Regions from separate parts of the Mus musculus genome. Here region 1 is linked to region 2. A link is a loop called in an ENCODE intact Hi-C map of the cell type or tissue named here. Cell type or tissue: heart. All regions are shown on one strand. Links, peaks and the distances in the headings refer to the core of each region. The heading gives the core; the rest is flanking DNA. Region 1 overlaps Gpnmb (glycoprotein (transmembrane) nmb). Region 2 overlaps Tra2a (transformer 2 alpha).

Region 1 (15,670 bases), core at 2,862-10,861, 190 kb after region 2:
ACTAACTACCCAACAACCACAGCTACCCCAACCCACAGGGCTCTCGCATTTATAAACCCTCTCAAAAGTCAGAATTCCAGACATCACATAGTCACAGAAACTATCTACAGCTGGCAAACTTGCGCCCCTGCCAGAGCACAAGGCATATCATAGTCAACTGCTGTGTACAGTCTGAAGCAGCTCCATATCCCATATCTAGGAATAAAATGAAAACATATTCTTATAGTATTTCTTTGGGTTTTTTTTTATTTTTATTAGATATTTTCTTCATTTACATTTCAAATGCTATCCCAAAAGTCCCCTATACCCTCCCCCCCCCCCGCATCCCCCTCCTCCCGCTCTGCTCCCCAACCCACCCACTCCCGCTTCCTGGCCCTGGCATTCCCCCGTACTGGGACATATGATCTTTGCAAGACCAAGGGCCTCTCCTCTCACTGATGGCTGACTAGGCCATCCTCTGCTACATATGCAACACAGCTCTGGGGGTACTGGTTAGTTCATAGTGTTGTTCCTCCTATAGGGTTGCAGACCCCTTCAGCCCTTGGGTACTTTCTCTAGCTCCTCCATTGGGGGCCCTGTGTTCCATCCAATAGATGACTGAGAGCATCCATTTTTGTATTTGCCAGGCACTGGCATAGCCTCACAAGAGACAGCTATATCAGGGTCCTTTCAGCAAAATCTTGCTGGCACATGCAATAGTGTCTGGGTTAGGTGGTTGTTTACAGGATGAATCCCTGGGTGGGGCTGTTGGTTTTGTTTTGTTTTTGTTTTTGTTTAAAAAACAAAAACAAAACCAAAATCCCAAAATTGACAGTACACACCAGAACCTCACACACAGAAGGTTCTCCTTTGGGGGAGGTACTTCTACAATCTCTTTGTAACCACTTTTTTAAACCAAAGTGCAAGCTCCATTCCCCACACTTGCCTTGGGCACAGCATTCCCTGATCTTTTAGAGTCATTGCTTGCCCTGAGTTAGATCTCTACCTGCCTACAGGCAATATTTCAACACTAGCTGTTCATTATGACTTGGTAGCAAGAACTTTACTATTTGATGCCAAAGGCAATAACAACAGGGTACCAGGAAAAAAAAATTCAGTCTAGTTCTGAGGACAAAACTACAGCACAGGGAAGCACAGGGAAGGAACAGTCAGCAGACGTTCACTGACAGTGGCTTTGACCTGTACGAGTACAGAGAAGAGCTGAAGCAATGACGAGATGCTGTGACCATCTCCAGGACTCTGAGCTTCCTTTTTCATGGCATGCCACTCTGCCGACTATCTATCTCCCTGTCCCCAGGAGGTGGCTAGTTCTGTAAAGGCTTCCTCTCTCCGCTCTAGGCTGCCTGGCTCACTTTTCTTAGCCAGTATAACCCATACTACCCACTGTCCAACATCTGGAAGCAGCTGTTCCTCAGGTTCCCAGTAGTGAGTCCTAAGGCATGATTTATGATAAAGACATCTAGCTTTCTTCCCTGTCCTTACTACTCACTTCCTTCTTTTCTTTTTTCCTTTTCTCCCCTCTTTCTCTCCCCTCCTTCCCTCCTTCTTTCTTTTTCTGACAATGGTTCACATAGTCAAGGCTGACCGTCAACTCCCTATGTAGTAGAGCATGGCCCTCCTCTACTAACCCTGATCCTCCTGCCTCTGTCTCCCAAGTGCTGAGGTTTCAGGAGTAGAGCACACAACGCTGGCTGGGAATCGCTCCCTGTGTGTGCTGTCTATCCGTCTTTTAGGGTTGTTGCAATAGAGGACTACAGACTTAGTGGCTTATAGAACAGAACTACTGTGCTTCTAGTTATGGAGGCCAGAAACCTAAGGTCCAGGTGGTGTCAAGTTGGCTTCTGGTGGTGCCTCTCTTGTAGATGGCCACCTTTTAACCTGTTCTCACTTGGTGTTTTCCTCTTCTTGGAAGGACATCAGCCATTGCAGATCCTGTCTTTTTGAGATCTCATACAATCCTAATTAGCTCCTCAAAGCTTCCACATTTAAATCCACGGATGTCTTGGGACACATAATTCAGATCATGGCAGCTGTGATTGTCGGATGCTCCTTGAATTATGATGGAACATAGACCAAATAAACTACATTTAAATAAAACTCAATTGTAAATTAAACATAGAGTAAGTTTAAAAAATGGGATGGGTTTAATACACCTTATTTACCCAGCATCCTAGCTAAACACCCGCACTACAGAGGGCTGGTGTTTTCCCTTATGATTGTTTGGGAAATTCCATGGCCACTACCCAGAATCAGGGAAAATATTATGTACCCCAAAATCTACCCTGCGGAGGAGGGGATTGAAATTAAAGGTCTGATTTCTAGTTTCTACTGTATTTTTACTAATATTTTGAAATAATAAATTATGCAAAAATAATTATTACACAAGAAAATCTGAGCATTAACTGGATGTTTTATTAGAACAAAATGACTGCTAATGAAAGAAAATAAAACTTGAAATCTATGATTCATGTAATTTATGTCAAATAGCCCAAAGAGTTGATTGTGAGCTTTGAAACCTGGGGCTGAGAACAGAACAGGCCAGGACATGCTCGGGCAGGCCCGTGTTAAGACATTCCTGAGGCTGCTTGGCCATAAAGATAAAGAGAATGACATGCTGGACTGGCCCGGCGGCTCCCTATCTCCCGCCCTTCTGACCTAAGTTAAATGTTATCTGCATGTACAGTCTGCTGATGTTTAAATGGACCAGTCATGTCAAACCCCCAGCCCCAGCCCCAGCCCCTTTTCTATAAAACCCCCTAGCTTCCAAGCCTCGTGGTCGAATCCACTGTCTCCTGCGGGAGATATGTTTTGACCCGGAGCTCCGCCATTAAACTACCTCGTGTATTTACATCAAGACGGTCTGTTTGTTCCTGATTCTTGGGTGCACGCCGAATCGGGAGTTGAGTGGGGGTTTCCCCACTAGGTTCTTTCACTAACTACTTTATATGTGATGAGATAATTGTATATTTTGTTAAAAGGTCTTAGTTTTATAGAAAAGTAAACTGAAATATTTTTTAGATAAAATGCTATAACTTCTGGAATTTTCTTTAGATATTAAAGTGAATAGGGCCACCAGAGCTCAGTAGGTAAATGCACTCTCTGTGACCTGGGATTGATCCCTGAAAGTAAAGGTGGTAGAGAGAACCAATTCCATAATGCTGCCTTCTATTCTCCACATGTGCAATATGTACCCCAGAAGTACACACACACACAAACACACACAAACACATACAAACACACACACAAACACATACACACACAAGCACACACAAACACATACACACACAAGCACACACAAACACATACACACATACACAAATACATACACATACACACACAAATACATGCACACACATACACAAGGTTAATCAATAGATTTAATAAATTAAATTGACTAAAGAGATCAATTAGATAGGGTTAGCCATAAATTGAATAATGATTTGAATTTACATTATGGATTTTGTTTGTTTGTATTTGTATTTGTTTTTAACTTTTAGCGCTATAATTTTCATCTCTAAAAGTTCTTCGGGGGAAGCCCCCATGCCACGATGCTTCTTTCATTATGTTAGCAGTCTGTCAGTTTCTTTCAACTTCCTCTTCCTAAATGTATGAGGTAGGCTCAACTTTATTTTCAAATTCTAAGGCTTGCTATAATTCCCAGGCTGGCCTTGAACTCTTGAGCTCTGCCCTGCCTTGCCCTGCCCCGCCCCACCCTGCCTCAGTCTCTTGGGCTGGGTCTATGCCACCATGCTCAGATGAGACATGCTTTATGCCCATTATCTGCTGCAGTAGTTGCCAGCCTGCTTCTCTTGGCTCATTCATAAAGGATTATTTGTCATGTGTTCAGTGAGTTGCTTTTAATTGTGAGCCCATGTTCTTGAGGTTTTATCTGTGGCTTGGCATTCCTGCAGAGAGAGTTCACACGGCTTCTGCCAGGCAGGCAGACAGATGCATCCAGAACTACTTTAAACATGATGTTTAGCTCTTATTTTTTTGTGTTAACCTATGTTCATTTTAAAAACTTATTTGTGTTTACATGTTTGTATAAATGTTCACCCCATATCCATTGAGTGCCCTTAGAGTCCAGAGCAGGATGCCAGGCTCCTTGGAGCTGGAGTTCCAGGAGGTAGTTGTGAACTTCCTGACATGGGAACTGAACTTGGGTTTCCTGGTGGAACAGTTGGCACTCTTAAACAGCAAAACCACCTCTCCAGTCCCTGTAAATTCTTGTTTTGAGATCACAGGTTAGGAATTCTAGACCCTGTAGGCCCCAGCATATGCCCTGCTTCCAAGTGGGTCTCTCTGCTGCCTGTGTGTGGGTTTTCTCTGTTTCATTCCAGGTTATTAATAAGGATCCTGGCTTTATTCAGGAGAATCATTTTGGCAGTGTTGGGCTCATGGGGCTTCTTGCATTCTGTCCAGGCTTCCTCATTTACTGATCTTCAACCCAAAGACTGACTGAGTCTCTCTCTCTCTCTCTCTCTCTCTCTCTCTGTGTGTGTGTGTGTGTGTGTGTGTTTTGACTGAATGTACATATGTGTACCACAGAGGCCAGAAGAGGGCTGGGACTAGAGTTACAGGCAGTTGTGAGCTGCCATGTGGGTGCTGGGAATCGAACCCCATTCCTTGAACTGGAAGAGCAGCCAGTGCTCTTAACTACTGTGCCATTTCTGCAGTCCCAAAAATTGAGTCTTGGCATCCACACTTGAAGGCCCCCAGGTTGTCTGTTTATTTGCCCCTCCTGAGAAAACTCTGGCTCAGTGCTGGTTTTCTCCTGTTGTCTTTTGGGGGTGGGGGTAGGGTCATGAAAGAATCCTCTTTTAGTTTCCTGCCAGCTCAATCAAGTGTTGAAAGCTGGTGAGTCCTTATTCAGATTCCTCCTGACAGGATTCTTAGGTGCTGGAGAAGTGACTGCCTTGCAGAAGAACCCAGTTTGGTTCCCAGCACCCACGTCAGGCAGCTGACAACTGCCTGTAACTCCAGTTCTAGGGGGATCTGCTGCTCTCTGGCCCTCTGAGCAGTCTCTCTCTCTCTCTCTCTCTCTCTCTCTCACACACACACACACACACACACACATACACAGAGAGAATGGGAGGGGGAGAGGGAGAGAGAGGAGAGAAGAGAAGCATTGACTTGAAGTTTTCTGAAAAATTCTTGTTTTCCTAATAGTTTGGATCTGAGAACTACTCTAGGTCACAGATAGGCAGGCTGTCAGTAAAGGGTCAGGCAGCAAATACAGGTGTTGAAGGCTCCTGTGTCAGAGCTACCCAGCTGTGCTGCTGTAATGGCTGAGCAGCAGCTGAGAGCACATAAATGAAATGTGGCTGTCCAGGCACTGAGGTATGTCTACTTGGAGGCGAAGGGAGGAAGAGAGGAAACTATTGAGCCACTAAGCCCTGGAGTTTAGGGCCTAGGTAACATAGTGAGATCTTGTCTGGTGGTGGACGAGGATGGGGGGAGGAGGGGGAGAAGGAGGGGAAGGAGGTGGGAGGAGGGAGAGAGAAATGGTGGAAAAGAGGAGGGCGAGCAGGGGAGGAAGAGGAGAGAGAGAATAGTAGATCTTTACTTACGCATACTGAACTCTGCATTTCAGATAACTGTTTTGTATCATTTGGGATGGCTCTGCTTCCCCTCCCTGCTTTCTTTGCTTATTTTTCTTTCTGTGCTGGGATGGAACCCAACTATGACTCTTCATTTTTTTCCCCTAGCCATTTAGAAGTATAAAAACTATACGTTGCTTATGGGCAGAAGCATGGCTTTGGCAGGGGAACTGAAATCTGCCTGACGTGGAGTATATTAGCTTCCTAGCGGCTCTGTGGAAAAACGGTTAACTTTGTCTCCATTTTCCACAGAAGAGCGTCAGAACCTGAAGACTCAGAAGTGGCCTCCCTGTCCTCTCCATCATTTGACAGATGAGGGGCAGAGAGGGAGACAGGCTCTGGGCATCTTGCTAGCGACAGCATGATGACACAGGCTGTCCCATTCTAGCCCTGTCTACTTTCCTACACTCGTTCAGTTCCAAGCCAGAGTTTACCGTTGTCTCCACAACCACAGAAACCTCCTGCCACAAAAGCTAAGCCCTGGAGTTTAGGGCTAGCCTAGGTAACACAGTGAGATCTTGTCTGGTGGGGGGAGGGGGGTGGAGCTCAGCAACAGCTCTTGTCTTTTCAGGAAAGCAGAATTTGTTTCACGCATACACTCAAAGTAAAGACTGGACTCAAGGGCTGATATTTGTGTTGGCATCCGTGTAGCTGTATTGAACAGCATGATTGCATTGGTAGTATAAGGGCAGTTTGGTTTGTAGATGACGTTGTGAGATGCCTGGGGAAGTTAGGCACAGACTGAAAACTGGCTAAGTACTAAAGCCATGCAAGTGCAAAGGGCCTGCCCGAGTTACTGTTCTACCTCTGTGCAGAGACACCACGACCAAAGACACACTTATAAAAGAAAACATTTCATTAGGGGCTTGCTTACCGTTTCAGACGGTTAGCCCATATTCATCGTGGCAGGAAGCATGGTGGCAGGCTGGCGTGGGATGGAGAGCTTACATCCTTACCCACAGGCAGGCAGGCAAAAAGAGCAAGACTGGGCCTGGCAATGAACCCCTCCCCCAGCAACACACCTCTCCCAACAAAGGCACACCTCCTAACTCTTCTCAAACCAACTGGGGACCAAGCACTTAAATATATAAATCTGTGGGGCCATTCTCATTCAAACCACCACAGGGCCCATAGGAGAGCTCTGATTCCTTGTAGAATCTTAAGGATAAAGGGGATGGCTATTGACTACAAACAGAAGTTGCCCTTGCAGGTGAAGCTGAGGCCAGTGGGTGGGCCAGAACCCAGGTCAGTGAAGTCACAGCAGTGACCACATGAGCAGTGGCTTACTGTGCTGGTCTGGAATCCCAGCTCCACAAACTCAGTTTTGTGTCTCTTATTATCTCTTCGTTCTCTCCTAGACCCAGAACCACCCTAGCATTCAATAAAAGATGATTAAATGAGCAAAATCAGTCTGCAACGGTTGATCCCTGGAAGCAGACCTTTGAATTTTCATGGTATTTATTCCAGCAGCATTGGAAGCCTCCTTCAACATCAACCAGCCAACCAACAACAAATAAACAAACAGCAAACAACAGACAAACAGCTAACATCAACAAACAACTGCAACAAACAACCCAACAAGTAACAACAACAACAACAACAAACATCAACAAAACACTTTCAAAGAATTGTTCCCCCACTAGGGTTCCCCCAAAGGAGGTCACCCTCATCCTCTGGAAGACTGTCTTTTCATCTGCTCTTTGTGTCACTTGAGCTTAAGAGTTCTGTGCATTCTGTGTGTGATGGGTACTTTGAGTGCATCGCCTTCAAACTATGGGATTTTCAGATTATGAGAATTTCAATCCAGGGAAACAGATATTTGTGAATTACTCAGAGATGCTTAGGATGCAGACATTTATAAAAGCCCTAGAAATAAGCAATTCCTGGAATAATTTGTTACATACACATGTACTTTTCGTGAGAAGTTTTAATTCTCAGCCAACATCAATCAAGCCATCCCTGTCTCTTAGGCTATTTCTTCCATTCTGCAGACAGTTCCCTTACCAGGGTCACTTGGAAAATATAAATCGACACAATTTACTATTTCAGACTTCTTTCCTACTACTAGATTAAAATTTGTTTAGATGAAGCTAGATAAACAAAGTCATGGACCTGCCGCTTTGGTGGCTGTTCTGTATCTGCTGTTCTCTGCTGCCCCCTGTTGACCTGAGCAAGGAAGTGATCCCAAGCCCAGCCTTGCTCATTCTTGTCCTGGAACCAGCAGAATAAGGATTCTCTGTTGGTTTCTCAGAAATCCAAATTATGGGGTCCCACCTCCACAAGACAGTGTTTGGAACCATGGGGTGGAGTCTAAGCGGTCTGTGGATTCTGCAGCAACCTGAAATCAATGTCCTGTTTTGGGTACTAGTGAACGGGCTCCTTAGTATGTAAAAATCAATCAATCAATCAATCAATCAATCAATCAATCAATCAATCAATCAATCAAGCTTCTTCACGTGTTTCTGTCCCCAGGCTGAGACTGTAACACAAGGCTGTACCTGCACTCATTCTTCCATCAGGAGCAGTAGCGGCCATGTGAAGTGAGTCAGAGAGGGACAGCATACCCCTTCTACAGCTGAGACAGAGGCAGAAAAGACTCCTAACATGCCATGTCACTAGGTCACAAAGCTTTAGATGTCAGGGCTCGGTTCAGATACAAGGCTGCTGTTGGGATGCCTGTGCCCAGGACTCCTTCAGTTGCTCTGGGCTCCTTGGCTGTGGGGCTGTCCCGCAGGCACAGGGTGTTCAGCAGCCCTGGGCTCTCCCCACTAGATGCCAGTAGCACCCCACCCTAGTTTTGACAACCACAAATCTCTCCAAACATTGCCAAACACTCCTGGCTGAGAGGCCCTGTCCTAAGTGGTCAGCAATTTTTACATTCTTTGGAGACAATTTCCAAACAAAAAGCTTCTTTTTGCTTCTAGGCCACCTAGTGGGGGGGGGGGGTGTCAAAGTACCAGACTGAATGTTGGTCCTCCACAATGCCTCAAAAATGAGCAGTCATTCTATAATACCATCATATTTATCCAGTTGTCTACCTTCATCAAGGTAGATACAGTCTGGACTCTCAGATCTCACTTGGTTGCTATTAAGGGTCTGCTGGTATAGAATAGACAAGGTCTCATAGGTCAAGTGCAGCCCACCACATGCTTTATAAGTGTCCATGGATAAATGAATGGATGGGTAGTTCACTGAACTACACAGGGAAAATTTTCTCCCCAATATAATAATCACACAGCTTATTAGACTGCCTTTTTAATGAGTAGAATATGTACACACACGCACCATACACAAAGCCCGGGCCCATTATAATTTTGTCAGGAGCTCAGGCATGCTCAGTGAGTTGGAAGGCAGATGAAGCATGGCCTTCAGGTGGTGATTAGCTGGGTTCATGCCCATGTTATGTGGAAAGCTGAGGCATCTGTGGTATCTCCCCCAGTTAACCTAGGACCTTAAGTAGCAGTGACCCCACCTCCCCTTCAGACACAGCGTGTCCACCCCACGAACAGTGTAAAAACCACAATACAGATGGGAAGAAACACTAAGTCTTCCCATGTCTTCTCTAAAATGCTATTTAACCACACTCCCTAAGCCACGATATACATTTTACAATAATCCTTAGAGAACAACAGTTCCCAGCCACATACTTCTGCACAGCTCACATACATGCACAGAAGAGTGGGTTCCTGGTCAGAGGGAAGGCCAAAGACTTAGAGTGTCCTTGGCTTGTCCTGGAGCAATGGATCCTTCTCCTGGTCTCCTCGGAAGAACGGGGCTTTCGCGTGACTGAGGAGAACACTCAGGCCCTTGCCCTTGACCGTGTTCCTGGGGCAGTTTCCTATTGGCTTGTACGCCTTGTGTTTTCTGAAAACAATGTGTTGGACAGGACTTTAAAAATATCTTCAGCTGAACTAAATTCCTTTCTATAGCGTTTCTCATGACAGGTGCAAAAGAGCGAATTCCACCCAACCCAGTCTGTCGCTTGGAACACACCAGCATCACAGGAGAGTATAGCTATTTTCTCTTCAAGCAAGAAGCACTCACTTTGAGATTTCGTTAAACATTACAAAAACCAATTTTGTCAAGTTACTGACATCTGGTAGCACTTTCAGGATTAAAACAAACAAATCCCAAGCCATAGTAAAATTAATAGGTCCCAGTTTGGTATTTGTGGTTCGATGGACCACATTTCCTCTCATACACATAATATTTAAAAGGAAGAAAGGAAAATGGCACATTCATACAGACGAATGCTATTTGCTTTTGACTATCTGCTATAGAGATGTAAAGTGTTAAAATCAGAAACTTACTTGTACAGCAAGATGGTAACCATGGTGACAAGCACAGCCAGGCAGCCGATGGAGATCAGGACACCATTCACTGCTCTCAGAGGGGAGTCTGGGTCTTTAAAGCAGAAGGAAAACTGCATGAGTTAGGCTGCATTCCTCCATGGTTGGAGGACATCTGCTTGTGATGCTATTGAATAAACGAGCAACCGCTTTCAACTGCTTTCAACACCAAGGGGCTAAAAGGCTCTCACACTCCATTGTGCTGGCCTCTGGCCTCATCTCAGGCTCTGTGCTTGCCCCTGTCCTAAAACCTCTGAAATTCTGTGAACCGTGCACAGCCCCTGCTGGGACAGCCCTTCCCTGGCTTCTCTCAGGTTTCCTCAGTCGCCCTGTGCCCTCGAGCGTTTCAGAGGGAACCATCTCTCCTCTGTCACTACCCTGCCTGCCTCTTCCTAGGCCTGGGTCACATTGTGTCTTATTCCTTCCCTCGTCTCATCTGTACCAATGACCACAAAGGCAGACACTTTGTCTTCTTTCTCCTCTGTAACCAGCCAGTTCTGTCTCCATCCCAAAGCATATCTGGTCATCCGAGCTGCCTCTGCTCTGCCACTGTCACCATCTGGTCCTCCAGACCCCTCCTAGAAGGTCCTCTTTACCGATTACAATTGTCTTTCCATCATGTGATGATAAGATCTTCTCACAGGTGAATGCCTCACCCTTGCTTACAGAATGAAACTTCAAAGACTCTAACAGTAGCCTTGGTGTGATTTCACTGTTTATGTTTAGGTCTTAGTTCCCAGGAGGCCCTCTACCAAGATGGTATTACAGAACAGCAAGACTTGTCCCACACCCTGTCTAGGGCTCTAACCACTGCCTTCACCTCCACTCCAAGCTCCCTCCTCTCCTTCCTCTGACTGTTTTTTTTTTTCTCTTCAAGATACCATCTTGTTAATTTGTTTCTTGCCTGGGTTTAAAATAAGTCTGATTATATATTTTGAGTTGGGACCTAACTGACAAATTCATAGGTAAGCAACACCACCACCACCCCACACACTCACAAACACACACACACACACATACTCACACACACATACTCACACACACACTCACACACACACACTCACACACACACTCACACACACACTCACACACACACATACTCACACACACACTCACACACACACTCACACACACACTCACACACACATACACACACTCACTCACACACACTCACACACACACATACACACACTCACACACACACACATACACACATACACACTCAAAACAAAAAACAAGGGGCTGGAGAGATGGTTCAGTGCATATGAGCACTAACTGCTCTTCAGAGGACTTGGGGTCAATTCCCAGCACCCACATGGCAGCACAATAACCCAGTTTCAAGGGGATCTGATGCCCTCTTCTGGACTCTACAGGAACTGTACCAGTGTGGTACACAGATGTCTATGCAGGCAAAATACACACACACATAAAATAAAATTTAAAACATCTCAAAAAGCCGGGCAGTGGTGGCAGACGCCTTTAATCCCAGCACTTGGGAGGCAGAGGCAGGTGGATTTCTGAGTTCGAGGCCAGCCTGGTCTACAGAGTGAGTTCCAGGACAGCCAGGGCTACACAGAGAAACCCTGTCTCGAAAAACCAAAAAAGAAAAAAAAAATCTCAAAAAATAAACAAACAAAAACCCCAAGTAACATCAAAAACCAACAGCCAAGAAGCTGGGAGGTTGGCTCAGCAGTCAAGGGCACAGTTGCTTTTGCAGAGGATCTGAGTTCTTTGAGTAATCATGTCTAGATGTTCACAACCAACTGTAAATCCAGATCCAGGTCCTTCGACAGCCTCCCCTGGCCTCTGTGGGCACCTGTATGCACATACATGTGCACACGATCTTGAGAGCACACACACACACACACACACACACACATGCACACACCCACACCCCAAATCCTTTAAAACAAAAAACAATTAAGTTTCAGTCAACCATAAGCAGCTTAATTGATTGACTCCAGGCCTCAATTAGCAGTCAGCAATGGTTGCTCCTAGGTTCTGACAGCCAGTTTGGGGAGCTGTCAATGGGATCTGGTCTGGGCCACTTCTGACTCCAGTGTTGCTCAGTTTGGTGCTTAAACAAACTGTGAAATTGAATTGGTCTAAACGTTTTCCTATAACATCTGTTACTGCTCAGGGAAGCAGGGGTCCTCCCTGTTTTGTTCCTTAGTCAGTGACTTCTGTCTTGTGCAGAGCTCTGTGCTGAGCATGAAGCAGACAGCTTAGTGACTATCAATCAATAAAGAGAATTTCAGCTAAATATCAGTGAGTTTTCGGTTGAGTTCTCTATTTCTGAAATTCTGATTTTGAAATTTGAGTTAATAAGTTAGAACACTCACTGGATTACAGGTTTTTCGTTCGTTTGTTTGTTTGTTTTTGTTTTTTGTTTTGGTTTTGGGTTTTTTGTTTGTTTGTTTCTTTTTCTGACTTTTCTCCTTACTGCTCTGTGTGGGTGCATGGTTGCATGTGTGTGTATGGTTGCATGTGTGTGCATGATTGCGTGTGTGCATGGTTGTGTGTGTGCATAGTTGTGTGTAAATGGTTGTGTGTGTGCATGGTTGCATGTGTGTATGATTGTATGTGTGCATGGTTGTGTGTGGGGGGTTGTGTGGGTGTGGGTGCACTTGTGAACATGTGGAGATAAAGGAAAACCATGGGTGTCATTCCTCTTTTTGTTTGAGAATGGCTTTCTCTTTGGTTTGGAAATTGGTCAAGTGTGTTAGACTGAACGGTGAGTGAGCTTCCAGGAGTCTGTCTGTCTCCACCTCCCATCTTACCATTGTTGGGATTTCAGGTGCACATCACCACTCCTGGCTTTTTGTGGGGGTTCTGGGGATCTGAACTCTGGTTCTCATGCTTGCAAGGTAAGCACTTGACTGACTGAACTAACACACACTCTCTCTCTCTCTCTCTCTCTCTCTCTCTCTCTCTCTCTCTCTCTCTCAGGTTTTGTTATGTGCTATACCCGAGTTGGACTTGTACTTGCGACCCTCCTGTATCAATTTCGTGAGTACTGGGAGGTAGGCATGTGTCCCACACCACACCTCCCAGTTTCCTGTTTTTTTTTTCTTTTCTTAAGATGCTGGATTAGAAGCCTGGTCTTGTTGGCTCACTCATGCCAAGAAAGCGCCCCACTGTTATGTTCCATCTCAGCCTCCTTCCTTCAGATCTCAGTCACTCACTACAACAAAAACAGCCCACACAGGAAACCTGCAGTTTGCCAGTACAGGGGAACAATGTGGAACAAGCTAAGATTTTAAAGGTAATTCTGAAAGGCACAGGGCTGGGGCAGCCTTAGCTACACAGCTCCCGGAGGTCAGGAGACGGAAATGTTCCCAGCCTCTGGCTGCCCCGTTGTGGCTTTCTCCCCCCACATCCTCCCCAGCTCTCTGGCAGGTGCCAGTGTGCCCTGACCTGTAAGGGCAAGATGCTCTCTCCACCTCATTCTCAGTGCTACAGCCCTGGTAGACGTTGTTGTGAGTTACTGCATACCTAAGCCACATAGTGACAACTCAGTCAACGACAGCCAGACTGCACACGTGATGGTTCAAAGAACCTGGCCATGAGATAAACACTGCGAGTGAAGCCTTCGAGGGTGTATACTTCTGCCATAGGAAACATTCATAAGGTTATAAACAAACCTCACCTTTGCCAGGGATAGAGATCAGGGTGCTGGTGAGGGCCAGGCTTGCATCATCTCCCAGAGTGAAATTCACACAGTAGGTGCCAGACCCATTGAAGGCTCTTCTCACAGACAGCAGGCACAGCCCATCCACAGCCACAGGGCTGCAGACCCGGTTCTGGGCGATCTGGCAGGTGGGGTCGGAGATGATCGTACAGGCTTCCATGGGGGTGCTGTGACATGAGACAGGGGTGAGGGCACATAGATCACAGGAGGGAGAAAAGAATGCAAAGTTGGAGGGGAGGTGATATTTTTGAAACAGGGTTTCACACTGTTGGCCTGGCACTGGTGATCTTCCTGCCTCAGCTTCTTGAGTGCTAGGATTATAGACACAGGACACTATGCAATAACAATTTTAAGCAGGGCTTTTACTTTTCTTTCATTTCCTCTCTCTCTGCATTTCCTTTCTTTTTTTCTTTTTCTTTTTTAAAGACAGGGACTCATATAGTTAGGTCGGCTTCAAACTTACCATGTAGTTAAAGATGGCCTTAAGTCCCTGACTGTCCAGCCTCCACCTTTAGGTACTGTGATTACAGGCATGCAGTCCATGCCTGCTTTATGTAGTGATGGGGATCCAACCCAGGGCTTCTCATATGCTAGGATGCCCTCTACCATGCCCACCCCCCATTTATTTATTTTATTATTTATTTATTTATTGAGAGAAAGGCTCACTATACAGCCGTGGTCTCCTGCCTTACTTAGCCCCTCATGACGACTGGGATTAGAGACAAGCACCTGTCTCCTATACACAGCTCATCTGAGGTTTCTAATACTTAGGCGTCTAAATCCTCTTCAGAAGGATTTAGTGGTCAGCCCTTTATTCAGACCTCACTTAGCCTTCCTCTGTCACGAGCCTGTACTTACGCCCCTTTGCAGGTCACAGTGAAGTCCATCAGGGAGTTGGCAGGCTGCGGTGTGGGCATGGGGACATCTGCTATCTGCATGATGCTGACTTCCAGGATCCCCTCTAGCAAAACAGCCACCAGAGAGAAGTGTCAACATGCCACAGAAACCAGAGGAAACCATTCTGCCATAGACTGTTCGCTGGGCTGAAATCCTAACTAAGTTTCGTGTGAGGGGGTGAAACCTCTGTTGAGGATGTGGTCAGTGCCCTTATGGAGAGACCTCAGGGAGCCACCTTGTCTCTTCTGCCATGTGAGGACGAGCAAGGGGGTGGCCTTTCACAAACCGGGAAGTGCTCCTTTTCAGACACCAGACCTGACATTCATCCTCCAGGACAGCAATCCATGAACCCCAGCTGTAGGCCCCCGAGCCTTCAAACCCTGTTAGTTCTGTAACTTCTTAACTAACTATAGAATATCCCTTAACAAAGGAGAAGGAAAGAAAATAAGAGATACCTTCTTCCATCACCTTAGATAGGACAAGGACCCTCCTCCTTTGTCTCTGCCCTTCTAGCGTTAGCTAAGTGAATGGGTGCTTTGAAGATTCTGGCATCCCTCCCCCACTGGTCTTCAGCCTTACCTACAATTGTGATGGTGGCTCTGAAGTAGCCATATCTGTTTATTCGGCAGTTTTCATTGGAAATGTCACTCAGCTCCATGGATTTGTAACCAGTAGGCACTAGAAAGTTTAAGTCATAAAAGTTTAAAATAAACAGGGATGAAGAGTGCGATGGAGTTAACATACTATTACAAAAAAACAGAGACACTTGTCAATCGTTCTTTATTATTTTTGTTTTGGTGTTTGTTTTATCTTTTTTCCAGACAGGGGCTCATGTAGCCTAGGCTGGCTTAAACTTCAGCTTGGTTGTGGTTTTATAGGCCTGTAGTTGCACTTGGCTATTTGTTTGGTTTTTGAGCCAGGGCTTCAAGCTGCTGCTTACTGACTTACTGCAGTGCTGAGAATAGAACCCAGGCCTGCGCTCTGCTTCTCAGCCACATTCCTGGTGCCCCTGGCTTCTGAGTTTACCTGAACTGTATTCTGAAGCTACTTCCAGAACAGAGGGCACACACTTGCTTGTCAACTAATAATGTTCAATAATACAAGCTGGGCCAGTGAGATGGACCAGTGGGTAA
Region 2 (15,670 bases), core at 4,960-12,959:
ACAAGTAGAACCGAAGTACAAGTGAAAAAATAGTAACAGTCACATTGAGTAAGAGGTTGTTGTTAAATACTAGGAGGGTGGAAGGCCAGTAGGAGGTGTGAGCTGCACATAGACTTCTGTCTACAGTCTATTGCTTTCATTGGAGGCGTTGGTAAGCAGGTCTGATAGGAGAAAAATGACTCATGGGCATCAACTCAGCTTCTTGAATGTTAGGAAAGCTCTCAAACTGAGCTACATCCCAAGCCCTAAACATTTGAAATCATTTTTATACCAGCTTTTTGAACATAGCATCTGATCAAAACACATAAGCTGACAGGGTTATGGCATCATTTAAATTTTTTACCAAAAGATTATAAAGTTTACAGATATAAACTCATGCCACAGTTATGAGGTTGACTAACAGTTACTAAGGCATTTATGATAAAAGTTTTCAAAATTATTCCAAACTCTAGAGAATATACAGACGTATGTTAGAGTTATCCACAAGCCTTTATGGAGACCATATTGACATCCTAGTGCATCTGACAAGGATGATCTTAAATGAAATGAAGTTATTTGAAATTTTAAACAATACATACTTTGGTTTTCTAGAGGTGCTTCTAGTAGCAACTTGGTTTGAGACTGGAAATGTTTGCTTTATTAGCCCAACTTCTAATAAAGATCTGCTCCGGGCTGGTGAGATGGCTCAGTGGGTTAGAGCACCCGACTGCTCTTCCGAAGGTCCAGAGTTCAAATCCCAGCAACCACATGGTGGCTCACAACCATCCGTAACAAGATCTGACTCCCTCTTCTGGAGTGTCTGAAGACAGCTACAGTGTACTTACATATAATAAATAAATAAATCTTTAAAAAAAAAAAAAAAAAGATCTGCTCCATTGTCCCCAGAGAAAGAAAGCAAAAAGGGTCTCTACTTGTAGACTGATTAAACAGAGTAAGTGCGGTATTTGGGCAGCCAAAGTACATTATCTTTCTTTTTGGCATATGATTTAAATTCACTAGTTTATTTTTATGGAAATTCCTACTTTATAAAGTACTAGGGAAATAACAGGAAGTTTGTTTCACATGATGTACATACATTTATATACATACACTGTATATAAACTTGCTTCCATTTACTTAGTATTAAACACTGAGCCTATGTATTTTACATCTACAGTTTACTGAGCATCCTATTACTTGTGAATGTTCTGTAACAATTTGTCCACATAGCAAATACCAAAGCCTGTTTGAGCAGTGCTTAGCTTTCTGCCTGACCTCTTTCTGGTTTTAATATCTAAGGTAGATTGAAGCCTATGTAGTGTTTTCTTTATAATCTGATATGGGTCAATGTGAGTCCTTTTACATGTTTTATTCAGCTGGGCAGCATATTGTAAAGGGTTGTTGAATATTGTAGCCAGGATAATAAGGAATTGTTAACATCCCTTCAATGAGACAGCTTTAAGAGCTGGTTAGTCTAGTGGGACAAGACAGATGACCAACTCTTTCCAGCATTTTTTTTTCTTTGTTGTAATTTAGGTCCCCAAATTCTAAATAGTCTTAATGATTTTTTTTTAATTTAAAATTAGTCAGCTGTCACACATGCTTGTCAAAATAATGCTTTTGAACTGGATGTCTAGATCAGTGTTAGAGTGCTTACTTAGCGTGGAACAGTTGTGGGTTCTAGCACTGAAGAGAACACCTTCAAAATGTTTTATTTTTAAAAGACATTCTGCTATGCAGTGATATTTTGTTGCTACTCAAGATCTGGGACTGAAGTTTAAATTAAAAGAAAAAAAAATTACTGAGTTATTTAAGTCTCCAGAAGAGATTTTGGAGGCCAATAAGATAGCTCAGTGAGTAAGAAGGCATTTCCTGCTATACCTCATAGCCTGAATTTTGAGTACCGATGAACTCTTAACAAGTTGCTCTTTGTCCACAAAATACTAATTAAATTGACATTTTGAAAGAAGTCATTTTTCAGTAACAATACTTAATGAGGAGAAACTTGGAAATTAAAAAAATGTATCTGGGCCATTAAATTTTTGTCACGATAAAGGGTTTATTAATCATTTAAGAATAAATTTATGCTTTATTTTAGGATTTTTTTTTTTAACCATAAAGCTAACACTTTATAGTATCTCAGAGCAAGACCTCCTAATGCCTAATTGTACAACAAAGGCTGTGGTGCTTACCCAGACACTGTTGTGACCACTGCTTTTCACAGCAGCAAAAACAAATGATATACCTGAGGGCCTTTGTTGTTGGTTTTTGTTTATTTTTTTATTTTTTTGGTTTTTCAAGACAGGGTTTCTCTGTATGGCCCTAGCTGTCCTGGAACTCACTTTGTAGACCAGGCTGGCCTCGAACTCAGAAATCTGCCTGTCTCTGCCTCCCAAGTGCAGGGATTAAAGGCGTCCGCCACCACTGCCCAGCTTACTAAAATTTGTTTTAAATGTACATTGGTGTTTTGCCTGCACTTAGTCTGTGTGAGGATGTCAGATCCTGGAGTTACAGACAGTTGTGAGCTGCCATGTGGGTGCTGGGGATTAAATCCTGGTCCTCTGGAAGGGCAGCCAGTGCTCTTAACCTGAGCCACCTAGAGGGTCTGTTTTATAGAAAGAAAAGGTAACAGAGAATCATTGTCTTTGGTTCAGATTTTGAGCCAGCCCCTTGCTTCAGTTACAAGCAACATTAATAATTTTCTTTTTCTGTAAGTAATATGTTGCCCCAGGCTTCTGTCTAGGCATCTGAGTCTAAGATATAAAAGACTTAACACTGGGTAACTAAATGGAAACATCACTGACCAGGAAAATAATGGGTGGAGTTCTTGTTAGGTAAATCTTTTGATATTAAACTAAGAGAGGGGTCCAGGGATATAGCTCAATTGATAGGGTGCTTACCTAGCACTAGGCTCTGGTTAAATCCCAGCATTGCATAAGGCCAAGTTTGGTTGTGCATGCCAATGTATACTTGGGAGATAAAGGCAGAAGATGTGGGATATCTTACTGCATAAATGAAAACTGGTATGAATATATACTTTTGTAAGATTCCATTATCAATTGTTTGGAGAAACCAAATCTTGGTTTCTATTTTGGTTGTATAGGTCTCATATCAGTCAAGTTACCATGCTTTCTTGTCAGTTATAAGTTATTTGGTAACTTTTTTACATAGAAGTTTTTCAGAAACCAATTTGTAATGAAGGAGATTTATGTTTCTTGTCAAGAGATAAGATGCCCCTGCAAGGAGTACAAATGTGCATTAAGTGCAAAAGCAAAAGTCAAGGGCAACCATCATGGTACACATTTTTTTATTTGTACCCGGTGGTATTTAAGTGGTATTAGAGCGGAGGATTTCTGTGAACTGTATAGTCCATCCTGAGTTCTTAAATGCAATTGTGTCTCATAAGACAGGAATAGCATGTATTTCAGGAATTTATAAACTGAAGTAAGGGCTGTTGGAAACTTTGTTCTTTCCTTTTAGTTTCTCTATGCTTGCTTCAAAACACATCTTTCTGGTTAATCAGAATAAGTGAAGTTGGTAGTCAAAATTGGGGGGAGGTGTAATGTTGCTATTTGTTATGTCTCTGATTTCTGGCATGTGTGCTGTCATGAGTTCAGATGATGGACACAGCTATTTTGGCCTGGGATGCTTTGCTTCAGCAGTGCCTGAATTTCTTAGTTTGGCTTATTGAAAGTTAATTCTAAGATCAGTAAGAGCCTTTAGCCTATAAAATAGTGGAAAATGAATATTTAGGTGGGGGAGTTGCAGTTTATGTTTGAATTACATATTTATATTAAAATTAGGGACTAGGATGGAACATGAAAGGGGAGGAGGGTAAAGAGAATGGTTAAAAACTTTAGAGAAATTCAGTAAATTCTGTTAGACTACACTTTTGAACATTTTTAAATACTATAAAATTTGTTTTTTTTTTTTAATTTATTTTTAAATAAACTAGTTATTTGCACTTTACCTGCTGGCCTTCCCATTTGGTAGATAACATTCTGAACTCCAGCAGAGTTTTATAATCCCCACGTGCTTAAATATACTAAATGTTCTTTTTCCATTAAGGTTAATGTTCGTGAAGAAATTGAAGAGTTTTTTCCAAGAATGTGGAAGATAAATCAAGATAAAAGAAGGCTAATGAAAAGTATTAAAGATCAGAAAATTAAAATTGAATGGGGGAAAAAATTGAACAGAAGATTGGTCAGATAGAAGCACTTGAATATTTTTTTAAGGCTATTTTGAATTGTTTGAATTGGGGAAGAATACACGAAGTATGAAAAATGAAAAACTCAATGAAGAATGAAGAGAAGTAGAAAGCAAGAGTGAAGTAGAATTAAAAGAATCTGGAAGAATGAATGGGTCCTAGGTTAAGTAAATGTATGGTTTATGTTCCAGTGTCTGTATGATCAAGTTGTAGATGAATTTGCATGATTACTTAGTTAATAGAAAATTGATGATCTGGTTCAAGTAGGGAATTATTGAGGACAGTTAGCAGTATTAACAATGGGATATTAATGAGCTGAAATTTTTTTCTGGAGGGTGTTGCCTAACCATTTGTTTTTCAGGAGCAATCAATATAAATAATTACGGTACTTTAAATGTTAGGTGTTAGGCATCTGCATGACCAGTGCCATTTGTAATACTGTCTTCTTTGTTAGGAGTCTCGCTCTCAGTCAAAATCTCCAACGGGAACTCCTGCTCGTGTAAAATCAGAGAGCAGGTCAGGATCTCGTAGTCCATCACGGGTGTCCAAACATTCTGAATCCCATTCTCGATCAAGATCAAAGTCCAGGTAAGCCTAAACTTTGTAAACTGCTCTCTCCCTGTAAGGGCTCCGTTTAGCTGTATTTCACACAGAAAGTTCACCATCTGCTCAGACCTTTAGAGACCTTCCTTAGCATATCTATTAGCTGTTATCCCTGATTAAAGTCATGTGCCATCATGCTCTACTCTCTCTCTCTCTCTGTGTGTGTCTTTCAAGTTTAATGGAAGTTTCATGTTTTAATGGGAGGTGAAATGAGAGTGAATGGACTAAATAGGAATTTTTAAAAAATCACAATATGGGAGCTGGGCGTGGTGGTGCACACCTTAATCCCAGCACTAGGAGGCAGAGGCAGGCAGATTTCTGATTTCGAGGCCAGCCTGGTCTACAAAGTGAGTTCCAGGACAGCCAGGGGTACACAGAGAAACCCTGTCTCGAGGAAAAAAAAAATATGGGCAAGAGAGATGGCACAGTGGCTAAGAATGTTTGCTGGTTTTCCAGAAGACCTGAATTTGATTTTGGTTCTCGGAACACGTTTGGCAGCTTACAACCAACCACCTGTAACTACCATCAGGAGTTACACCTGCAATCCACTTCTGCCAGGTGTTTACAAACGTGTATACATACACATAAGTAAAAATAAGGGTCTGTGTGTGTGCACAAGCAGGTGCCCATGTTGTTTAAAAGAGGATCGAATTCCTTACAGAGAGTTGTGTTGAAAACCAAAGTTCGGTCCTCTGCGAGTGCAGTGTGCATCCTGAACAAGGAAGCCATCTCTAACCACCAAAAGATCTTTTAAAAATATTTTCCCAGGTCAAAGGAGGCATTGAAACATCTCAGTTGTTGGCACATAACAAAATGACAGAGAGCTAAAAAAAAAGTCATATTTGTATGCAATCTAGAGTGTAGAGGGAATTTGATTTAGTACTTTTTTCTTAAGAATTGTTTATTTTATGTAGTAAACTATATTTATGAGTACACTGTCACTGTCTCCAGACAGACCAGCAGAGGGCATCAGATCCTATTATACATGGTTGCGAGCCACTATGTGGTTGCTGGGAATTGAACTTGGAAGAGCAGCAGTCAGTGCTCTTAACCGCTGAGCCATCTCTCCAGCCCCTGATCTGATTACTTACTAAAAGTATTCTTTCTTCTTTTTCTCTTTTTTAAAATTATGTTTTATGTCTATATATGTGTACCACAAGCATGCAGTGCCTTCAGAGACCAGAACAAAGAGTCATCCCCCTAGAACTAGAATTATATAGATGGTTATGAGCCATGCTAAAAATCAAACCTGAGTCTTTTTGGAGACCAATAAATACTCTTACTGCTGAGCTATCTCTCCAGCCCTGTGATCCAGTATTTTACCTAAGTTTATTTCTTTCAAAGGTCAAGGTCAAGGAGGCATTCGCATAGACGCTACACTCGATCCAGGTCACACTCTCATAGGAGACGATCTCGGAGTAGGTCCTATACACCCGAGTATAGGCGGCGGAGGAGCCGGAGTCACTCTCCAATGTCTAATCGCAGAAGGCATACTGGAAGCAGGGTATGTGTATAAGAAGAGTTAATGGAAATTGGGTTTTCTCTTTCCTGAATGTGTAGTCGTGGCAAAATACCTTGCTTTTTATGAAAAACTTCTGGCCTTTGTCAATCTTATTTAAGCCTAGAATGTCTTCAGCCTCTGAGACTTGCTGCTGAATAAGCTCCCCCTTCTAGTTCTTTCTGGCTGGCTGCTCCTGCACACTGATTCAAACTGGCTTCTTGCAACTCTGACTGAATTGCTCTGCTTGACCCCATACTAACTCTGGCAATCTGTTCTAATCTGCTGGCTCCTCAGTCTCTGGCTTGTTCTGTTTTCATCTGTGTCTAGCTTGTTCTCTCTTTGTAACCTATCTTTGTACAACTGTCCCAATAAAACTGCCTGCTCTCTCTGTACTGATCTCTCTTAAGTAGCTCTCTTCTTTTAACATGTGTATTCTTAACATCTTTGTGTGACAGGTTGTTTGGATATGGGACACTGAAGTGTTTTGTTTTAGTTTATTTAGTAGTTGGCTAAGGGACCAGCAAGAAAGCCCAGGAAGTGGATCAGGGCACTTGGCTGCCAGTCCTGATGACCTGAGCTTAAACTAGAGTCTACATTGTATAAAGAGTTGTCCTGACCTCTGAATGTGTTTCATAGCATAAGTGTGTCCATATATGCACACAGTGCATAAATCTGTTTTTTAGAAAATAGGTGACAGAGTCCAGGTTTCAACCAGGTTGCTTTGGTCTAAAGTTCTTGATCTGCTATGCTTCTACATGAAGCCAGTGATACTGACAAGCATGGTAGACGTGTGTCAGTATTTAAATCTGGATCCTGGAAACATTCAGAGGATAGATACCCTGTTACAGAATGGAAGTGGTGATAGGAATTACATACAGCTCAGTGGCTAAGAGCACTGACCTGCTTTGCCATAGGAGTGGGTTGGGATCTGTTGTCCCATCTGGCATCTCTGCATGCACACGGACAGATGCGTGGAAAAAGAGGTGTTGGTTTTTTGTTTTTGTTTTTTGTTCTGTGTTTGTGAGTGCCTGCTTTTATGTGCACCATGTTTGCCTGGGGAGGTCAGAAGGTGTTGGATCCCCTGAAAGCAGAGTTATAGTGGTTGTAAGCCACCATCTGGGTACTGGGAACTGAAATGGGATCCCTTGCAAGAGCAGCAAGTACCCTTAACCATTGAGCCATCTTGTCAGCTCCTAAAATCTTTGCAAGAATGAAAGTAGAGGGCTGGGAATGTAACGGAATTGGAAGAGCGCTTGTCTGTTGTGAATGAGGCCCTGGCTTCAACCTTCAGCATCACATAGCATAGGATATGTGCTGCATGGCTAATCCCAGCACTGAGGTTACTGGTAAAAGTGAAAACGAGTTGTAGCCGAGCGTGGTGGCGTACGTCTTTAATCCTGGCACTTGGGAGGCAGAGGCAGGCGGATTTCTGAGTTCGAGGCCAGCCAGGGCTACAGAGAAACCCTGAAAAAAAAAAAAAGAGAACAAGTTGTGTAAGCATTGAAGAATTAGGGGGGCGAAAGATGAATTCTTTGGGTACTTCCTGAAAATTGCTGGGCTAGACTAGGGTGTGGGGATGTTTTTGTGCAGGCTATAGATAGCTATAAACTGTGTTCCAAAAAAGATCTTCATGTGTTTTGATCTTACGTATTGAGTGCTAATTAAAATTTAACTCCTCCTTTACTCAACAGGCAAACCCAGATCCCAACACTTGCTTGGGAGTATTTGGCCTCAGTTTGTACACAACAGAGAGAGATCTTCGTGAAGTGTTTTCTCGATATGGACCTCTGAGTGGTGTTAATGTAGTTTATGATCAGCGAACTGGGAGGTCACGTGGATTTGCTTTTGTGTATTTTGAGAGAATAGATGACTCTAAGGAGGTAAATCTGGTTTTACAATTTTCATTTAAAATTTTTTGGTATGCATAATGATAAAGTATTACTAGTAGTAGTAGTAGTATGTAATTTCTAATTAGTAATAGCATTACTGTCAGAGTTCTATTAATCTACATTTCTGTAAATATGCCTTCAGATTCTGTGACCTGATTGGAACTCTCTCACAGTGTTACAGTTAAAAAGTTTTGCTTTTCAGTTTATGCTGGTATAATTACATGCTGATTGAAATCTGACCTTATGAAGTGAATTATATAAGTTAATGTTAAAAACTACAGTGTGGGCTGGAGAGATGTCTCAGTGGTTAAGAACACCAACTGCTCTTCCGAAGGTCCTGGGTTCAAATCCCAGCAACCACATGGTGGCTCACAACTACCCATAATGAGATCTGATGCCCTCTTCTGGGGTGTCTGAAGACAGCTACAGTGTACTTACATATAATAATAAATCTTTGGGCCGGTGCAATGGGGCCAGAGCAGAGTTCAATTTCCAGCAACCACATGATGGCTCACGACCATCTGTACAGCTACAGTATACTCATATACATGTAATAAAACTACAGTGTATAAGGGTTTGGGGTTTTTTTTGTTTTTTTTTTTTTGTTTTTTGGTTTTTTTGTTTTTTTGAGACAGGGTTTCTCTGTGTAGCCCTGGCTGTCCTGGAGCTCAGGCTGGCCTCGAACTCAGAAATCCGCCTGCCTCTGCCTCCCGAGTGCTGGGATTAAAGGTGTGCACCACCACCGCCCGGGTATATAAGTTTTTTTTTTTTAATAAGCCCATATTCATGTTTAAATTAATCTAATTTTAGCCTAATTCCCCATGTACAGGTGCAGAAGTGGCTTTTCTAACTTTTTAATGTATTTGTTATTCTGCTCTGTAATTCAAACATGATCATAATGAAAATTAGTGCCTATTTTAAAAATAGTACCTGATAATGGCGTTTGGAGGTGTGAGGATATTTAGCATGCTAGTGTGCTGGCACATGTCATATGTGTAACGAACGCTGAGAGCGAGCTGGGGCTGAAAGAGCACTTGGATGAATCCTGTAGTGGACTGGATGACCCCAGACCGTAGAATTAATAAGCCCAGATGATTGTATATGATTCTTAGTTTGTACATTTATTATCTAGTAGGCAGACTAATTTCTCAGTTATTAGAACATTTATTTTTTTACTAGTGTGTATTTGGGACTTCCTTATTCCTGTTTTTAAGTCACAATATCAGTGATTCACTGGCTGTCCTCAAACTCATGGAGATCTGCCTACCTCTACCTCTTGATGCTGAGATGAAAGATTTTTACCTTATTTCAGTTAGGATATGAGCCAGGCTTGGTATATAATGTGACTATAGTCCCACCACTTGGGAGATAGATCGACAAAAATAGATCCAGGTGGGTAGGTAGGTAGAGGATGGCTACAGCCATCAATCCAGGCAGGCAGAATAGGGACAAAAATGGGAGAAAAGAATTGTTATCATTGCATCCTTCCTCCCCATCCCCCCAGTGGGATTAGCTCAAGCACAGACAGGCTATGTCCCTTTACACTTGGAAATCACTAGGGGGCAGTATTGGCTTAGACTTGTTCATTTTAAACAAAGGGGTACAAACTGTTACAATTGTTTGCATCCCCTTAAATCGTTTTTTGGCTACTTAGTTTTACCAACAAATATTGAATTACAAGCTGAAGAGCAAGAATAGAGGAAAGTTAGGGAGGGCATGGTGGTGCATACCCGTAATTCCAGTATGAGGCAGAAGGACTGCTATAATTCCCAAGTCACTCATGGTGACAGTGATAATCTAGTCTTAAGGTGAGCAGCTGAGGTTATAAACAAAAGTTAAAAGGTTAAAGCTTAGTTCACTCTTCTGTATATCTAAGATGTTAATACAAAGTGCATTAACTATGCTATTTTCAAAGGTAGATTCATTTGGATTATGAATACTTCATGCTTAATTTTAGCTAAAAATGGCTTCAAGATTAGTGAGTTATTAATTGCTTTCTTTTTCTCTTGTAGGCTATGGAGAGAGCAAATGGGATGGAGCTGGACGGTAGAAGAATCCGTGTGGATTATTCTATCACCAAGAGAGCGCACACACCCACACCAGGCATTTACATGGGCAGACCAACTCAGTAAGATTGGGTTTTATAGGGGTAGAGTACGTGCCTAGCAGATTCAGGGCTTGGGTGTAGGTCCCAGGCTGCCAAGCAAATAAAGCCAGTTATTTTAAGATTAAACTACACTCTAGAAATGTAATAATGCATGTCAGAATTTGACTAGGGAATTGAAAACATCTACACCCCCCTCCCTTCTGTATCATTTTATTTTTGTCAGCATATATTCATTTGCAGGAACTAGAAAGATGGCTCATCAGTTTAAAACATTTGCTGTCCCACATAGGACCCAAATTAGAACATACTTAAATTACGTTTATTTTATGCATATACTTCAAGTGAAGGAAATCTGTGTGTGTTCTTTGCTGGGCACAGTGGTTTGGCTCCAGTCCTTGTAAAGAATACAAAGGAGGCAGAGGCCAGGCTTTAAACAGTGTCCCTTATTTGGAACACGTGAAGAAAGAGGGCTGGATTTAAATTCACCTCTAAAGGTTGTAACACATCGGATCTGGATCCTGACACAGTTTTAGTGGAGTCATTCTCTCCAGTGCTCAGGGTTTGTTTACTTAAATATTTATCTTAGGAAGGGGACATAGGCTTGCAGAGTTTGGTTCTATCCATCCTCGTAGGTTCCATAGGTGGAACTCAGACCTATCAGCCTTAGCAGCAAGTGCCTTTTCCCACTGGCCCATCTTTCCAGCCTCTACACTTGCTATTTCTTCCTTGTCTTCAGGTATTCTTAGATGTAGTTTTAGCTACTTTACATGCTGTTAATGTCTTCTTTCAGTTTTTCTTCCTTTTAAAAGACAGTGTCTCTACAGAGCCTTGGTTGTCCTAGAACTTACTTTGTAGACTGGCTGGCCTCAAACTCACAGAGATCCTCCTACCTCTGCCTCCCAAGTGCTGGGACTAAAGTGATGCACTTAGTTTGGTTTTTAAATCTGTGTTGGAGAGGGTATACACAAGCACATAGAAGCCTTGGAGGCTGAAAAATGGTGTCAGCTCCCCTGGAGCTAGAATAGCCAGATGTTGTGAGCCTCCGTGAGTGAGTGCTAAAAACCAAACAGGTAAGAGTAGCAGGTACTCTTAACTGCTGAGCCATCTCTCCAGAGAGTTCTGTGAATCGAACACCATAGGCATTGGCAAAGTGAGGTGTGTGAGGGCATTTGCATTGCAAGGGGAGGTTCCTTCTCCTCTCTCTTGTCCCAGTATGAAATGATCTGGATAATAACCTTTCCCCCTTCATTTTTCTGTAGCAGCGGTGGTGGAGGTGGCGGAGGAGGAGGTGGCGGAGGAGGAGGTGGTGGCGGTGGTAGACGACGAGATTCTTACTACGATAGAGGATATGATCGAGGCTATGACAGATACGAAGATTATGATTACCGGTACAGGTAATATTTTAATTTGGGATATATATACTTTGCAAAATAGTAGCATTATTTAGCACTTTAATGTTGAATATGTATGAACAAAAAACTGGATGTTTGAGCCAGGTCTGGTAGCTGGGTGGTGCCGGTTGTTTGAGAAACAAAGATAGGATCATTTAAGCCCAACCTGTCAACGTGGTTGGTGATTTTTTTTTATATATTTTCGGGTGGGGTAGGCAGGAGCTGGAGTAGATTTTAGAGCTGAGTGTGTCACTCAGTGGAACTATGATTCTCCAGTATTATGTTCCTGGGCTCAATCCTTAGTACTGTTGAGTTTTTGGTTGGTTTATTTGTTTTGAAGACATGGCCTCAATTATGTAGCCCTGACTGGCTTAGAACTGGCTGTGCAAACCAGCCTGGCCTCATTAACAGATACTGTCTTCCAAGTATTGAGATTAAAAACCTGCACTACTCTAATGGCTAGGGTTTTTTTTTTTTTGTTTTGTTTTGTTTTCACCTGACTGTGGTTATGTGATGTACTAATTCAGCTCTCATTTCTTACAGAAGAAGGTCGCCCTCTCCTTACTACAGTCGCTACAGGTCACGATCGAGATCCCGTTCCTATAGTCCAAGTATGTAAATTTTACTTCTGTAGAATTGAAACCATCTTTCTAAGCAGTGGTGTACTTTGGGATATGTGGTTGCTGTTAATATTGGGAAGATATTAGACCAGTCAGACTGTAATTAATTCTCTTTGTTCTATTTCAGGACGCTATTGATACTGGAGTGATTGTGCCCGAGGACTTTGCTTTTTCTTCTTTTTGATTTTGGATTCCCAAGCTTCCATGCTTCCTAGTCCTTTAAACCAAAACCAAACAACCTGGTTTATTTAATCTCTGCCTGACCAGTTGTGTTGCTGTTTCCACCCTTTGTTATACTCTAAAGGTGTAATTGTCTTTTCAGTAGTGAACATCCTGAGTGAAAGGGAGCCCGGGTTCTGCTTTGTGGTTCTTCTTTGCCTTTACAGAGGATTGACTTCTTATTTGAGGACAGAAACCATCTTTTGAAAACTTTTTCTGATGGATATTGTGGTAGACATTAGAAATCTGTGGTATGATAAACTGCTTTTTAATCTTCTTGGGGAAGGTAAATAACACTTTAAGTAGGTCAGTCATGCCAGCTTTGTCTGGAGTGGCATGGAGCAGTTGAATAGTTGAGTGTAGAATGTTTGAAGCTCTAGGAGAAAATGTGGGACATTTCTTTTGAAGAATATAACTTTGAACCTAAGAATTAAGTCACCTTTTAGAAATTAAAAGCTTGTAATTCCTATAAGACATGTTGTATTTGAATTTACATGTTAAACCTTATAAACTTAAAGTGTGATTTTTATGTTAAATTTACAGAAACTTAAGTATTCCCTTAATCACTGAAGGACAACCTTTATTTATTAACTAGAACAATTGTATAACTTGCTGTTAGAAATTTTGGTATTGGGACATTGGTTACATGGGTTATTGTATAGGATCCTAAAATACATGTGGGGAAGAGTAATTTCAAATAAAAGTTAATTTGAAAATGGGATTGTCTCTTTATTTGATAACAGTGGGAAATATAACTGGATTAAAAGCCGTTTTTTGTTTTATGATTGAGTGTTTTGCTTGCATGTATATATGTGTAGTGTGTGCATAGGCAGTGCCTGCCTTGGGAGCTAGAAAAGGGTATCTTAGCTCTTGGCCTGTTAACAGTTGTGAGCCACTATGTGGGTGCTTGGGAGTAGAATGGGGCTCTGGAAGAGCAAACACTCTTGTCTCTCCAGCCCAGTAGAAACCAGTCTAATTTTCCTCACATTCCTGCAATATATTTTATATAAAATTTTGCCCATCTTAAGTTGACTTACTAATTTCCCCACCTTTTCCTAAGACTGTGTGTGTGTGTGTGTGTGTGTGTGTGTGTGTGTGTGTGTGTGTGTGTGTGTAATGTGAGCCAAAAGTATGATTTTATTCCAGCATGTGGAGGCAGAGATAGGTGTGAATTTCTTGAGTTTGAAACTAGCCTGGTCTACTAGTTCTAGCACACGATAGATGATAGATAGATAGATAGATAGATAGATAGATAGATAGATAGATAGATAGATAGATAGATAGATAGAGTAAGTAGTAGGTAGGTAAAGTAGATAGATAGAAAGACCTGCTTTAAAAGGAATGCTATGTGTGTGTACCAAACTCTAGAGACAGAAAAACCACCTTGAGCACAAGTTTGTGCCAATCTCGAAGGATTTTAGGGTAAGACCCAGCCAATGAGGAAAAGACATGCATTAGAATAGAAACCAAGTAAACATCCTTCAAAAGTTTGTTTGCTAGCTTGGTTTGAGTTCTGGAGCATCCTTTTTACAAAACTTGCTTTGCAAGCTACTCTCCAATTCCTTGTGTGTTTCTTCTTTATGTAGCCCTGAGATTATTTGTTGCTGAACATCCTTGGGTCTTTTCTTGACCAATTATTGGTGTGGGAGAGTTCCCACTGTAGGGAGGTGGTAGGAACCAAACATGTGAGCATAGCCTTTAACAACTGATGCATCTCTCCAGCCCTTATAAATGGATATTAATTACAAGTATAGGATAACCATGCTACAAAACACAGACCCAAAGAAGCCAAGCAACAAGGAGGGCCCAATAGGGGACACTTGAATCTCAGAAGGGGAATAGATTAGACATTGGGGTGGGGAAAGGGGTGAGTGAGGTTGGTTACATGAGGAATGAGGTAGGATGGAGAGAACTGAATTGGGAGAGAGGTGCATCTCTGAGATGAGTTAGAACAATGGAAACTCCCAGGAATCTATGAGGATGACCCTAACCCAAGACTTTTAGCATAACCAGGCAAAACTTTCAATGGGATTGAGACCAACCCAGCCACAAAACCTAAGACCCAGAACTTGTTCTATAAGTTACACAAGGGTAAGAAATGGAGCAGAATTTGAGGAAAGGACCAAACTGACTGGCTTGGCTTGAGATCCATGCCATGGGAGGGAGCCCACCCCTGACACTAAATGATACTCTGCTTTGCTTGGTGACAGGAGACTAGCATAACTCATCAGAGACTTCACCCACCAACTCATAGAAACTGATGCAGAGACTCAGAACCAAACAAGTTCGGAATCCCATTCAAGAGAGAGGGAGGGAGGAAACACTCAGCTAACCAGGGCCCATAGGGACCTACAAAGACTGAACTGGTCACCAGCAAGCATGCGTAGGAGGGACCTAGGCCCTCTGCATAGATGTAACAGTTGTGCAGCTGGGTCTTCATGTGGAATTCAGCCAGGAACAGGGGCTGTCTGACTACACTGCTCGCCTTTGGATCCCTTTCCCCTAACTGGGCTGCCTTGTCTAACCTTAGAAGATGTGCCTAGACTTACTACAGCTTGCTATGCCAAGACTGGTTGACAACAATGGGATGTCCTGAGAAGAGCAAGAAGGTTGGGTTGGGTGTGTGAGGGAGAGACTGGGAGGAGAGAAGGGAGGGGAAGCTGTGACCAGGAAGGAAAGGAAGGAAGGAAAGAAAGAAAAAAAACTGAGCAAACCCTGGGGGCAAGTCAGTACACAGTGTTCCTCCATGGCTCCGCCTTTCTGAGTTCAAGGCCAGCCTGGTCTACAAAGTGAGTGCCAGGACAGCCAGGGCTACACAGAGAAACCCTGTCTCAAAACACAAAAAAAAAAAAAAAAAAAAAAAAAAAAATACAGGTGAAGACCATTACAAAGAACCATCCACAACTAATCAAGATGCAGAGAACAAGAGATCATGGGATGTCAAGTCACAGCTGAGACTTCCACAGCACACTTCCTGCACCTGTAGGAAGTATTGTGGAACTCAGAGGTAACTGTGGACAGGTGGTGGGAAGATTCTACAAGCCAGAGGAACAGAAAGTTTGCTGAGAGGTTGTGTCATCGAGAAACATCAGAGACATAACACTCGTGAAGTCTCATCAACGTGGCTGCCTACACAGACCTGAACCTGGATGAT

Evidence for each region. Peaks named below come from ENCODE experiments on the same cell type or tissue, not always from the same donor. Only the 100,000 strongest peaks of a DNase experiment are listed, where the experiment ranks them.
Region 1: it touches region 2 in a loop (3.0-fold over the local background); 12 of 42 quality-filtered maps call a loop at or near these places.

The regions. Positions count from the first base shown.
Region 1 is chr6:49,049,955-49,065,624 of GRCm38, reverse strand. Gpnmb (glycoprotein (transmembrane) nmb) reads right to left here. Exons shown (of 11, transcript NM_053110.4): 7 at 15,117-15,215; 8 at 14,499-14,601; 9 at 13,599-13,807; 10 at 9,911-10,004; 11 at 7,443-9,464. The coding sequence ends at 9,311. Among named protein-coding and RNA genes, the nearest start is that of Malsu1, 16 kb to the left of the region's middle. In heart, for the core only: a CTCF peak has its summit at 7,760 (motif pointing left); no DNase peak of the experiment used is centred there.
Region 2 is chr6:49,241,486-49,257,155 of GRCm38, reverse strand. It overlaps Tra2a (transformer 2 alpha), which reads left to right. Exons shown (of 8, transcript NM_198102.2): 2 at 4,641-4,774; 3 at 6,134-6,293; 4 at 7,982-8,170; 5 at 10,192-10,307; 6 at 11,546-11,680; 7 at 12,221-12,288; 8 at 12,425-13,235. The coding sequence ends at 12,435. Among named protein-coding and RNA genes, the nearest start is that of Tra2a, 15 kb to the left of the region's middle. In heart, for the core only: CTCF peaks have their summits at 5,749 (motif pointing right) and 9,734 (motif pointing right); no DNase peak of the experiment used is centred there.